Linked DNA regions of Homo sapiens: region 2 is linked to region 1. A link is a contact called in ENCODE Hi-C or POLR2A ChIA-PET data. All regions are on one chromosome and are shown on one strand. Each heading gives the region's core, a stretch centred on a gene start or an enhancer-like site at or near the end of the contact. The rest is flanking DNA. Distances are from core to core; before and after follow the strand shown. Region 1 overlaps DOCK2 (dedicator of cytokinesis 2). Region 2 overlaps DOCK2 (dedicator of cytokinesis 2).

The links. A loop is a pair of places that touch in the nucleus more often than their neighbours do. ChIA-PET counts read pairs that join two places held with the same protein, here RNA polymerase II (POLR2A). Pooled maps may share reads with other maps.
Region 2: a map of mammary epithelial cell shows a loop between it and region 1 (5-fold over the local background). The contact joins two enhancer-like sites. A Hi-C loop is called at or near these places in 5 of 168 maps with a recorded cell type or tissue (Caco-2, GM12878, PC-3 and 2 more), 2 of 37 single-sample maps with no recorded cell type and 5 of 50 pooled maps. POLR2A ChIA-PET finds 5 or more read pairs at or near these places in 1 of 52 experiments (A673).

What each region holds. Positions count from the first base shown.
Region 1 is chr5:169,704,716-169,709,704 of GRCh38, forward strand. It overlaps DOCK2 (dedicator of cytokinesis 2), which reads left to right. Exons shown (of 52, transcript NM_004946.3): 15 at 3,454-3,552. Among named protein-coding and RNA genes, the nearest start is that of DOCK2, 70 kb to the left of the region's middle. Within about 2 kb of position 2,301, at least 3 of the 41 ENCODE cell types and tissues checked have a DNase peak (open chromatin) inside an H3K27ac peak, as active enhancers do.
Region 2 is chr5:169,908,152-169,913,140 of GRCh38, forward strand. All of the region lies in intron 27 of DOCK2 (dedicator of cytokinesis 2), which reads left to right. The region is part of intron 1 of INSYN2B (inhibitory synaptic factor family member 2B); the gene reads right to left. Among named protein-coding and RNA genes, the nearest start is that of INSYN2B, 70 kb to the right of the region's middle. Within about 2 kb of position 2,065, at least 2 of the 41 ENCODE cell types and tissues checked have a DNase peak (open chromatin) inside an H3K27ac peak, as active enhancers do.

The sequences.
Region 1 (4,989 bases), core at 1,051-3,550:
GCATTGTATGCCTCTATCAAAACATCTCATTTACTCCATATATATGTGTGTGTGTGTGTGTGTGTGTGTGTGTGTGTGTGTGTGTGTGTGTATGTGTATGCACACACTATGTGCCCACAAAAATTAAAAATTTTAAAATTAAAAAATTTTAAAAATAAACATGCTGCTGGGCACAGCGGCTCACACCTGTAATCCCAGCACTTTGGGAGGCCAAGGGGGGCAGATCACTTGAGGTCAGGAGTTTGAGACCAGCCTGGCCAAGAAGGTGAAACCTTGTCTTTACTGAAAATACAAAAATTAGCTGAGTGTGGTGGCAAGCACCTGTAATCCCAGCTACTCAGGAGGCTGAGGCACGAGAATTGCTTGAACCCTGGAGGCAGAGGTTGCAGTGAGCTGAGATCGCACCCCAGCCACTCCAGCCTGGCCGACAAAGTGAGACCCTTTCTCAACAAACAGACAAAACACGCCATAGGTATAAGGCACCTGGTATTGCAGTAAGTACCCAGCAACAGGAAGGAGGGTCACATTCAGAGAAGAGGACCAAGTGCAGGGTGAAGCCCTCTGAGGGACCTGAGGGAGTCAAACAGGCAATCCAGCCAGAAGCAAATTCTGGTGAAAGAGAAAGGCTTAGATGCTGGGCCAAGAAACCTCTGTTTTTCTGAGACCACCCAACTTGAGGCGGTGGAGGCAGGGGATAGGGGAAGTATGGGATAGTGGTTAAGACCATGACCCCTGGGGCCAGACAGCCAGGTGCAAAGCCCAGCTCTGCCTGAATTAGTAAGAGGATGTTGAGGCAGTTACATAACCTCTCTAAGCCTGAGAGTCTCTGTCTGAAAATAGGACCAGCAATGGCACTTTGCTCTTGTGAATATCAGATGAGGTAATCTACATAATAGGTGTGCATTAAATTTAGCTATTATTATTAGAAGGGTATACTGAGCTCCCAGCCTGATTCCTACCTTAGGCATGCTAATCGACATCCCATGATGTGGTCTTGTGAGAGGAGAACACTGTCTTTCCTAAAGTGTGTTCACATCCCTGGTGTCATCTCTTTCTCACCTGATTCCTACCAAGTAAACAGGACATGTGTTAGGAGCCTGGTTTTTCTTCCTGCAGAGATGTTTCTTCTAAGGCCAAGCCAACATGAAAGCCTCCAGGCTTCCTGATCCATACTCAGATTTTCTTCAACTGACCTGAAGTCTCCCACACCTATGAGGGGCTCTCACTGTTAATTGGGGGCCATGGGGATAGGCAATGTAGAAAATTATGGAACAGTGTTATTTGAGATATATACCAGTGTATATTTTCCCTAGAACTGGGCTCAGTCCCTGGTCACAATGCTCTCTCAGTGCACTTCCCAACACTGTTATTTCTCTGAAGTGCTGAGGCCTATGGCACTATCTTTGGCTTTTCTCTGACTGGTACTGAGACTTTTTTCTCCAGCCTTAGGAAATCAAAAATTTTCATCATCAGTACAGTTTTGTGAGATCCAGTTGCCTGCCATGCGGCAGTTTTACTTTCACCAGAGATATATGTGTAGTTTCTGATTTGGTAAGCTACATGGGATTTACTGTAACTACAGAAACTCTAAGCCCATAAATGTCAACAGATATAAATCTTTGTAGGCTGGAAGGCATCTAGGTTCTTATAGAAGGAACACTGGATGAGTATTTAGAGGGTCTGTGATGTTGTCCTGGCTTTGCCACTTTTTGGGCAAGTGGTTTAATCTCTCAGGGACTCAGGTCACCCAGCTGTGAAATGGGGATGCTGACAGTAAGCATCAGAGGTGGCTATGAGGACTGAATTAAGCGAGGTGGTGTGTGTGCAGGGCTTAGTGTGATGCTGGACACAAAGCCCACTCTAAATGGTTAGAAAGACTTTGGAAGCATGTTTTTAGCTCAGTGCCTCGGGAAGTTCTGGAAGGCTTCATCCCATGGAAAAACAAGGAGAGCTGTGTGTCTTCACTCAGTTCTGGTTCATTGGTTACACTTGTTTTTCTTTTAAAGATACATTCTGAAAGGACTGCTGTGTATTCTGTTTTCAAATGGATCGATTTGGCTGCAAGTACTGTCAGTCAATATTGAAACTGAGCTCATTCCTTTTCCATACCTCGGAAGCACAAGGGGAGATTTCCAGTGTGAAGGGCGAGTCTTCCTTTCCCCAGGTTAGCATGGTTGGCCAGGGCTCACGGAGTGCCTGTATGTGGCCAGCTTTGGTGATTCAGCCTGCTGAAGGTCAAGGACCCACGGGAGAATCTGATTGAATCTCATGAGAGGCATGACTCGCTCACCATCAACATGCCGAGAGGCACACAGTTTGCAATTTCAGGGGCTGGGGCTCCAAAACCAAATCTTATGAATCTGGCAATTTGAGGATTGAAAATTGTTTGGCCTAATATAAAAACCACACTTCGGGCCCCTTCTGGGTAATCCTAGCTTGGATCTTGTTTGGGGGCCAAACGGCTGGAATGACCATAGAAGTAGGCATTGTTGTATGTGACCAGGAGGTCATTCCTTGTGAGTCAGCTCCTTTCTGAACCTCTGAGGGTGATTTTTATGGCAAGGAATAAATGTCCCACTTGGACATGTGTGCTCTGTGCTCACTCTCTGCTCAGAAAGCCCCTCCCACATTTCTGCTGTGTGCCAACTTGGAAACTTTCTTCAAGATTCTCAACTGTCATTGCCTCCAACAAATCTTCCCTGATTCCTCACCTGTCCTTGTGTCCTTCCTCTGTGCCCAACAGTAGTGTGTACACATGTCTGTCATCACGTTGCCTTGCTGTCATGACGTGTTCCCTAATGTTTCCTGCACAAAACTGTGAGCTCACGTCAGGTTCAATGTCTGACCCATTCCTATACCCCAGTGCACAGCATGGAGTACCAAGAAGATGTTTCCATTATTGTGACCTGAACTGAGCCTCCTCCCCGGAACCCCCTCACCCCAGACTTGTTCTTTAAGGCAGGTGCTCATGTGTCTCTCTGAAGCCTGTGCTCTCTCCTTTTGTCCAGCACTGCCCACCGCCCTGACGTGTTAGCTGTAGAAATTCATCGCAAAGAGTTGCTGCTTGGCTGATCTGAGCCTGTTAGTAAACTTTCTGCACATTCACATTTAGGAAACAAATAGGATTAATAAGACTGGCAGTGTGCAGTAACTCCAAGGCTGGTTGTCACTTACAGTAAGGCAGCCACATCAATGCCCTGGTGCACTCCAGTGGTTTCCAGAATGGAAGTAATGGAATTTCTGTAGTTAAGTGCCTGTCAGTCCTGTGGCTGGGGCACTCCTGTGTAAATCTGTAATAGAGAAGGAGCCATTATGGGCACCTGGCATGAGGGCTAGGGAAGGCAGGGTTGGCCCAGGCCCTAAGGCTGGTCGTGGCCTAGGGACCAAACCTGCACAAGCACAGAAAATGACAATTCTGTAGTCTTTTCCCTCACTTTGTTTTTCTTGGGTCAGAATGCAATTTGCGTGGGAGCAGGGGACAAGCCCATGAATGAGTATCGCTCCGTTGTGTACTATCAAGTCAAACAGCCACGCTGGATGGAAACAGTCAAGGTAATAATTAATAATAGCAGCAAACACATGTCTAGTTCTTACCATGAACCAGGCACTGTTTTAAGTGCTTTATTTAAATAATTTATGTATTGCTTACAACAGCCGTGTGAGGTTTGTACTAATATTTCCTTCATTTTATAGTTGAGGAAACTGGCACTGAACAGGGAAGTAGCCTGACCACGACCACGCTGCTAGGAAATATCAGAGCTGGGATTCAAACCTGAGCAGTCTGGCTCTGGGTCTGTGCTCATCCCCGCAAGCTGAGGGAGCAGAATACTGACTGGAACAATTAGCATTCTTCTTTTTTTTTTTTTTGAGACAGAGTCTCACTCTGTTGCCCAGGCTGGAGTGTAGTTTTACCATCTCTGCTCACTGCAACCACTGTCTCCCAGGTTCTAGTGATTCTCCTGTCTCAGCCCCCTGAGTAGTTGGGATTACAAGCGTGTGCCACCACACCAGGCTAATTTTTGTGTTTTTAGTAGAAATGGGGTTTCACCTTGTAGGCCAGGCTGGTCTCAAACTCCTGATCTCAAGTGATCTGCCCACCTTGGCCTCCCAAAGTACTGGGATTATGGGCATGAGCCACCACACCCAGCCTTCTTCCTTTTAATGAGAGCAGTTGAGCAAGGCAGTTCTGTGCATAGACCCTAGGCCCAGAGAGTCTGGGTTCGTATTCCAGCCCTAATGCTCACCAATGGTGTGACCTTGGGCAAGTCATTCACCTGCTCTGTGCCCTGGTTTCCTCACCTGTAAAATGGGAGCAATAGGTTGACTGTGGAAGTAAAAGGACTTAATACACATAATACTGTCAGACAAGTCCTTGGAAGAGAGTACTTATTCAATTAATACAACTCTTGATTATACTTGGCAGTTATCTCAGTCTGCAAAATTGAACTAGATTTTGCATTCCTTCAAGATGCCCTTCAAACACTTGACCCTTGCCTGTTTTTTAACCACCCCTCTACAGGCAGTCTAATTGGTAGTGGCAGGCAGCTTTGTGCCTCTCTGTGTAGTTGTGGGGAGAAGGCAGAGGGAAGGTATAGTTGTTCCAGATATCTGTTGCAGTCTCCCTCCAGGTCCTTCTCATATGGCATCTCCCCGCAAAATGTTTTGTGGAATACTAAGTGGTGTTTTATTAAAATAACGTTTTAGGCCAGGTGCAGTGGCTCATGCCTGTAATCCCAGCACTATGAGAGGCTGAGGCAGGTGGATGACCTGAGGTCACGAGCTCGAGACCAGCCTGGGCAACATGGTGAAACTCTGTCTCTACTAAAAATAAATACATACATACATACATACATAAATGAGTCGTGCATGGTGTCATGTGCCTATAGTTCCAGCTACTCAGGAGGCTGAGGCATGACAATCACTTGAACCTGGGAGGCGGAGGTTGCAGTGAGCTGAGATTGCACCACTGCACTCCAGCCTAGGTGACAG
Region 2 (4,989 bases), core at 815-3,314, 200 kb after region 1:
TGCCAGAAAGGAATTCATTAATGCCTTACAGGCTGCAGGACAAATGTTAATAGCTTCACCTTTAATTTAAGCTCAGTTTTATTTTTATAGCTGGTCCCTTGGTGGCAACTAGATTTATTGGGACATTTTGAACAGCTGAGGCAAATCAATAAAGTATATAAGCACATGCGATTCTTGTGTTATTTGCAAATATAATTCTGATTACTCACATGCATATAGGCATACTCATACATGCTCTAAGAATATGCTTTCCCCTGCTCCATGTTTTAAAACTAATCCCCAAATCATGACATTTGGTCTTCTGAATATGGCCCCCAAGTTATGAGATGGGCAAGGATTGGAATGAATAGAGAAATGAACACAAATAGGTTCCCACCTGCTAGAGGAAAATAAATCCTTAAAGCATATGGGTCCTGGACGTTTTTGTCTATCTATAAATGCCAAGCAACATATTGCAATATGGAATCATGACCAATGTTGCAAAACTAAGGATACAGTGAACTATGTTTGTAGTTGTTCTTCATTTTACAGGTTTCAATGCATTTTTCTCTTTTCTTTTTTCTTTTTTTTTTTTTTTTTTTGAGACCGAGTCTCACTCTGTCGCCCAGGATAGAGTGCAGTGGTGTGATGTCAGCTCACTGCAACCTCTGCCTCCCAGGTTCAAGCAATTCTCCTGCCTCAGCCTCCTGAGTAACTGGGACTACAGGCCCCCACTACATTATTGCATTTCACCTTCAAAACAACCCTGAGGCATTAGCCCCATTTTGCAGATGAGAAAACAGGTTCAGAAAAATTAGGAATTATGTCCAAGGTCACAGAACTTGCCTCTGGCAGAGAGAGCCACTGTCTGGTGCTATTTCTGTCATAATTGTCAGCCCCTAGAGTGAATGTGAGCGAGGCTGAGCCAGGCTGCCTGCTTTCAGTAGCTGCTGCTGATGTGAGGAGAGTCTGTGGATGATTTCATCACCTTTGCTGTGCCTCCATTTCTAAAGCCTTCATTCTTTATCTATCAGGGCTCAGCTATGATGTGCTGTCCAGTATGGGAACCTTGTACCACATGAAGCTATCTAAATTTAAATTAATTAAAATTTTAGTTCCTGGGTCACATTAGCTGCATTTCAAGTGCTAATAGCCCAGTGTTGCTGGTGGCTACCATGTTCAACAGTATAGAACATTTCTTTCTATTCAGTAGCACTGGATCAGAGTGATTAAGGAAATGAAATCAGTGGGACATAGAATATTTCAGAAAGATGCTATCCAATTTGCAATGAATTTAAAAAAATCTAAGTTTTTTCTTTTTGAAGAAGAAAGTCTAAATATTTGGTTTTGGATTCACACTCCATCAGGTACCAGAGTGGGAATATTTCCCTGTGCTTATCTTTATGTCAGTCCTGCAAGGTGAGTATTATTATCTGCAAAATGTTTCTTTTGGATTAAGAAACAGGTTTAGTTACTTGACCAACATACATATCTTCTAAGTTGCAGAGCAAGAATTCAAACTCAAATCTGCCCTCTAAACCTATAATACATCTACTTTACTCTGCACTGTGAGTCCTCAACAAACAGAATTTTGGTTCTATCCCAAAGCCAGTGTCACTGTGAATAAAATACAATCCAAGATGATCACTTACAAGGATTATTATCATCCAGATTTGGAACTTCTAGAATGGTCTGAGTAGATAAACAGTGGGAAAATCACCTGAGACATACTTTATGGTGAATATCACTGAGTTGTTTACTTGGGGCTAATCCTCTCTTTTCTTCTCAGTCCCACAATTGACCCTTGTGCAGCTTGAGCCACAAAATGCCACTCAAATTCTGCACCAGCATTTTTTTTAATGACTCTGCAAGTCATCAGGGTGCCTTTCTCTCAGCCATTGGAACAAATTTGCCATGAGGACACTTAATGTTTACTCTGAATGGCACCAAAGCCAGGCTTATTTCCATGTCTGTGGCCTGGTGTTAGCTGAGCCATATGTTCCTGGCCCAGATGGCTCTCTCAGTTCTAGATGATTAGTACCGCAGATCCAGATCCCAAGTCTGTCCATTTGCAAAGAAGAGGACAGTCATCAGACAGGCCTTTCATGTTAGAAGTGGCCATCTGAGACAAACAGGACATTGTTCCAAGCCGGTTACCACCGCATGGAATATGTAAGGAAGATCTCTTTTGAGCCCTGTAATTAGGTAAGCAAGGTCACTACAAAGTCATTTAAAATTGCATCTCAAGACAGTTCGATGGCAGAGGATCTACCCCCTCAGTGCTGATTTATTGCTTACTCTCTTAACTTTTTAAAAAAAGATCAGCAGATTGATTGTGCCGCCTGTGGTTGGAGGCGTGCTTACCTTTTCTCAGGCCTGATTCATAAAACATGACTGACCTGTTTTCAGCATCCTTTCCCTGTGTGCCCAGGGAGCTCCTCCGAGGTTCACTGCACTAAGTGTTTGGCACTGAGTGAAAACGATATGTCATGTTCACAGCAGATGACCCAGCAGGGGCCACGGCAATGAAGTCCCCAAAATGACCTGTTACATCTCTAGCTACAAGACTCAGGGAAACAGAGAGGCAGTTTCTAATGGTCTCCTGGAGGAATTTGGACTGATGACTAAACTTTTTAGGTCACAGCTTTCTTGAGAAATGGCAGGTGCCCCTTCTGCTTCTGGTGAGGTCAGTCACTGGCTCCAGCCCCCAGTAGGCTCTCTCCAGCCCACCTAGTCGGTTTCTCCTGCAGGGGGTTGGTTAACCATTTGTCCTCAGAACACTATCCTCACAAGGCACAATTTCTGAGTCCTTCCTATATCTGGGGTATGAGCCACTTGGAAGTGAGAATAATAAGTGAAACCCTCAGGTGCCTCCAAGGCCCCAGGAAAAGCATTTCTACCTTTGCTGATGCTCGTTGGTCCACTAGCAGGCAGCTGTTGTTCTGGCCACTAAATCTCAGTGACATCAGTTCTTTTCTAGGTTTATTTCTTCATTAATGTTTTTATTTTATTTTATTATTTTTCACTGACAAAATGGCCCCTAGTCGGCCAGTTGATTTAACAGGTCAGGTATGTGCTGTGCTTTGAAACAGAGGATAAGAAAAAAAGGATGATCATTATTAGAGTTTCATGCCTTTCTCAGATCCTTATTACGCCTCTGCTGCATTCCACACACATACCAATCGTGTATGAATTTCTGTTTATTAGAGAACTCTCCTTCACTTCTCTTTTCATGCTATGGCGTTCACAGGACATCAGAGCCAGTGGAGCTTTTAGAACCTAGAGCTGTTCCCACTACACTGAGCTGTACATAAGATTGCCCTCCATGTCCAGACTGGGGATGTTTAATGTGGCCAGTGACATTTTTCCAAGTCTGTTTATTACCTGCTGGTGAGAGTTCCTGAGACAGTTTGAGATAAAACTTTAGGAGTAATTATACTTTATGAGGACATAATACCCTTCAGGCTTCATTTCACGTGGTGCTAAATCAATACTCATATTCAATTCTTTTCTGTCTGCCTTCAAGTTAAAGGCCACAATATTAAAGTTTCCTATAATTAGCCAAGAAGTTGGTGCTACAGAGATGGTAAAAATTGACTTCAAACCCTTTATCTGATTGTGCAAAACCAACACAAGACAGGTGGCATATTGGGTCACCAAGTTACATCAGCAAGTTCCACGGAAAGCCTAGATGCCAGGAAAGAAAATAAAGGGAGGGAAGTGTTTTCTACCAACTGCTGGGAAAAATAATGCCCCACTGTCATCTTCACTACCAGAGTCTCATGGGGCTATTAAATATCTTTCTGTTTTCATTTCCATGATGTTTCCTAGGTTGAAATTGTTCTCTCTAGAATGATTGCATAAGCCAAGATCCCTAACACTAGAGGGCATGGGCTAACTGCGTACCTATGCACATCAGGCTGTTGAACAACCAAAGCACCTTGCTCTTTGAGACAATGGCATCCACTGAGCCACTCTTGGTGATACAAGGGACCCTGGGTATAAAAAAAGGAAAGCGACTATTATTTTTTCTTCTCCTTCTTTCTTCTTTTGTTTTGTCTTTCAGTTATAGGCCAGGCTTTTATTTATTTATTATTTTATTTATTTATTTAGAAAATGGGGTCTCACTGTGTTGCCCAGGCTGATGTCAAACTCCTGAGCCCAAGCCGTTATTTATGTTTGATTTACAAGTGTATTGGGTTCCTTGGTTGAAGGGTGGCTCTTATTTACATGCCCTTTCTTATCATTGTCTATTGGCTTTCAGGATTGTTGCTCTACTTGCGAAGGGTCTTTAATAGTCTTAGCCACACACAAATTCATCTTTTGGCACGTGTATGTGTGTGTGCACATATGTGTTTTCTTAGGGTCTTATTGAGACATCAGCATTCTCCCCTGTCTTAATAACTACTCCAATCCATAACTTTCTTTCCACTTAAAACCATTACGTTGTAAACAGAATTCTTTATGTGCCACTGTGTGTGGTGGAGTGTATGTGTGTGTGTGTGTGTGTGAGATGCAGGTGGGTACATTCATTCATGTTGCATTATACCCATAATGTATGAAGGTAGTAGGAAAATGGAGTGGTCCAGCTTATTGTCCAATGCCATGTAGTTTTTGGTAAAGAAAGGAGGATCAAACATAGCAGGGTGGCAGCAGCAGGAGCAGCAGTATAACCAGAGTGTTGAGATTTTTTTTTTCTAGGAGGTACTTCTTTTTTTTTTCAATCAACTCATTTGAATAGATTACTTAATTAGCATTTATTGTTTGTAAAATTCCTTGTCTAGAAGTAACATTTTAGGGTCTGCAGTTTTGAAGAAAGACAATTTAATGGGTGATAATTTTGTATAGAATTTTCAAATTGATTTCTTGGTAGTAAATTGTTCCTCAATTGTAGTGCCTTCTCCACACTCATTAGACAGCAAGCCTTCTTTCTAAATGCATTCATAACCATTAAAGTGTTGTCTCTAGTTTCCTGTCATTTGAAACAGGTCATAACTTCAGGCACAAACA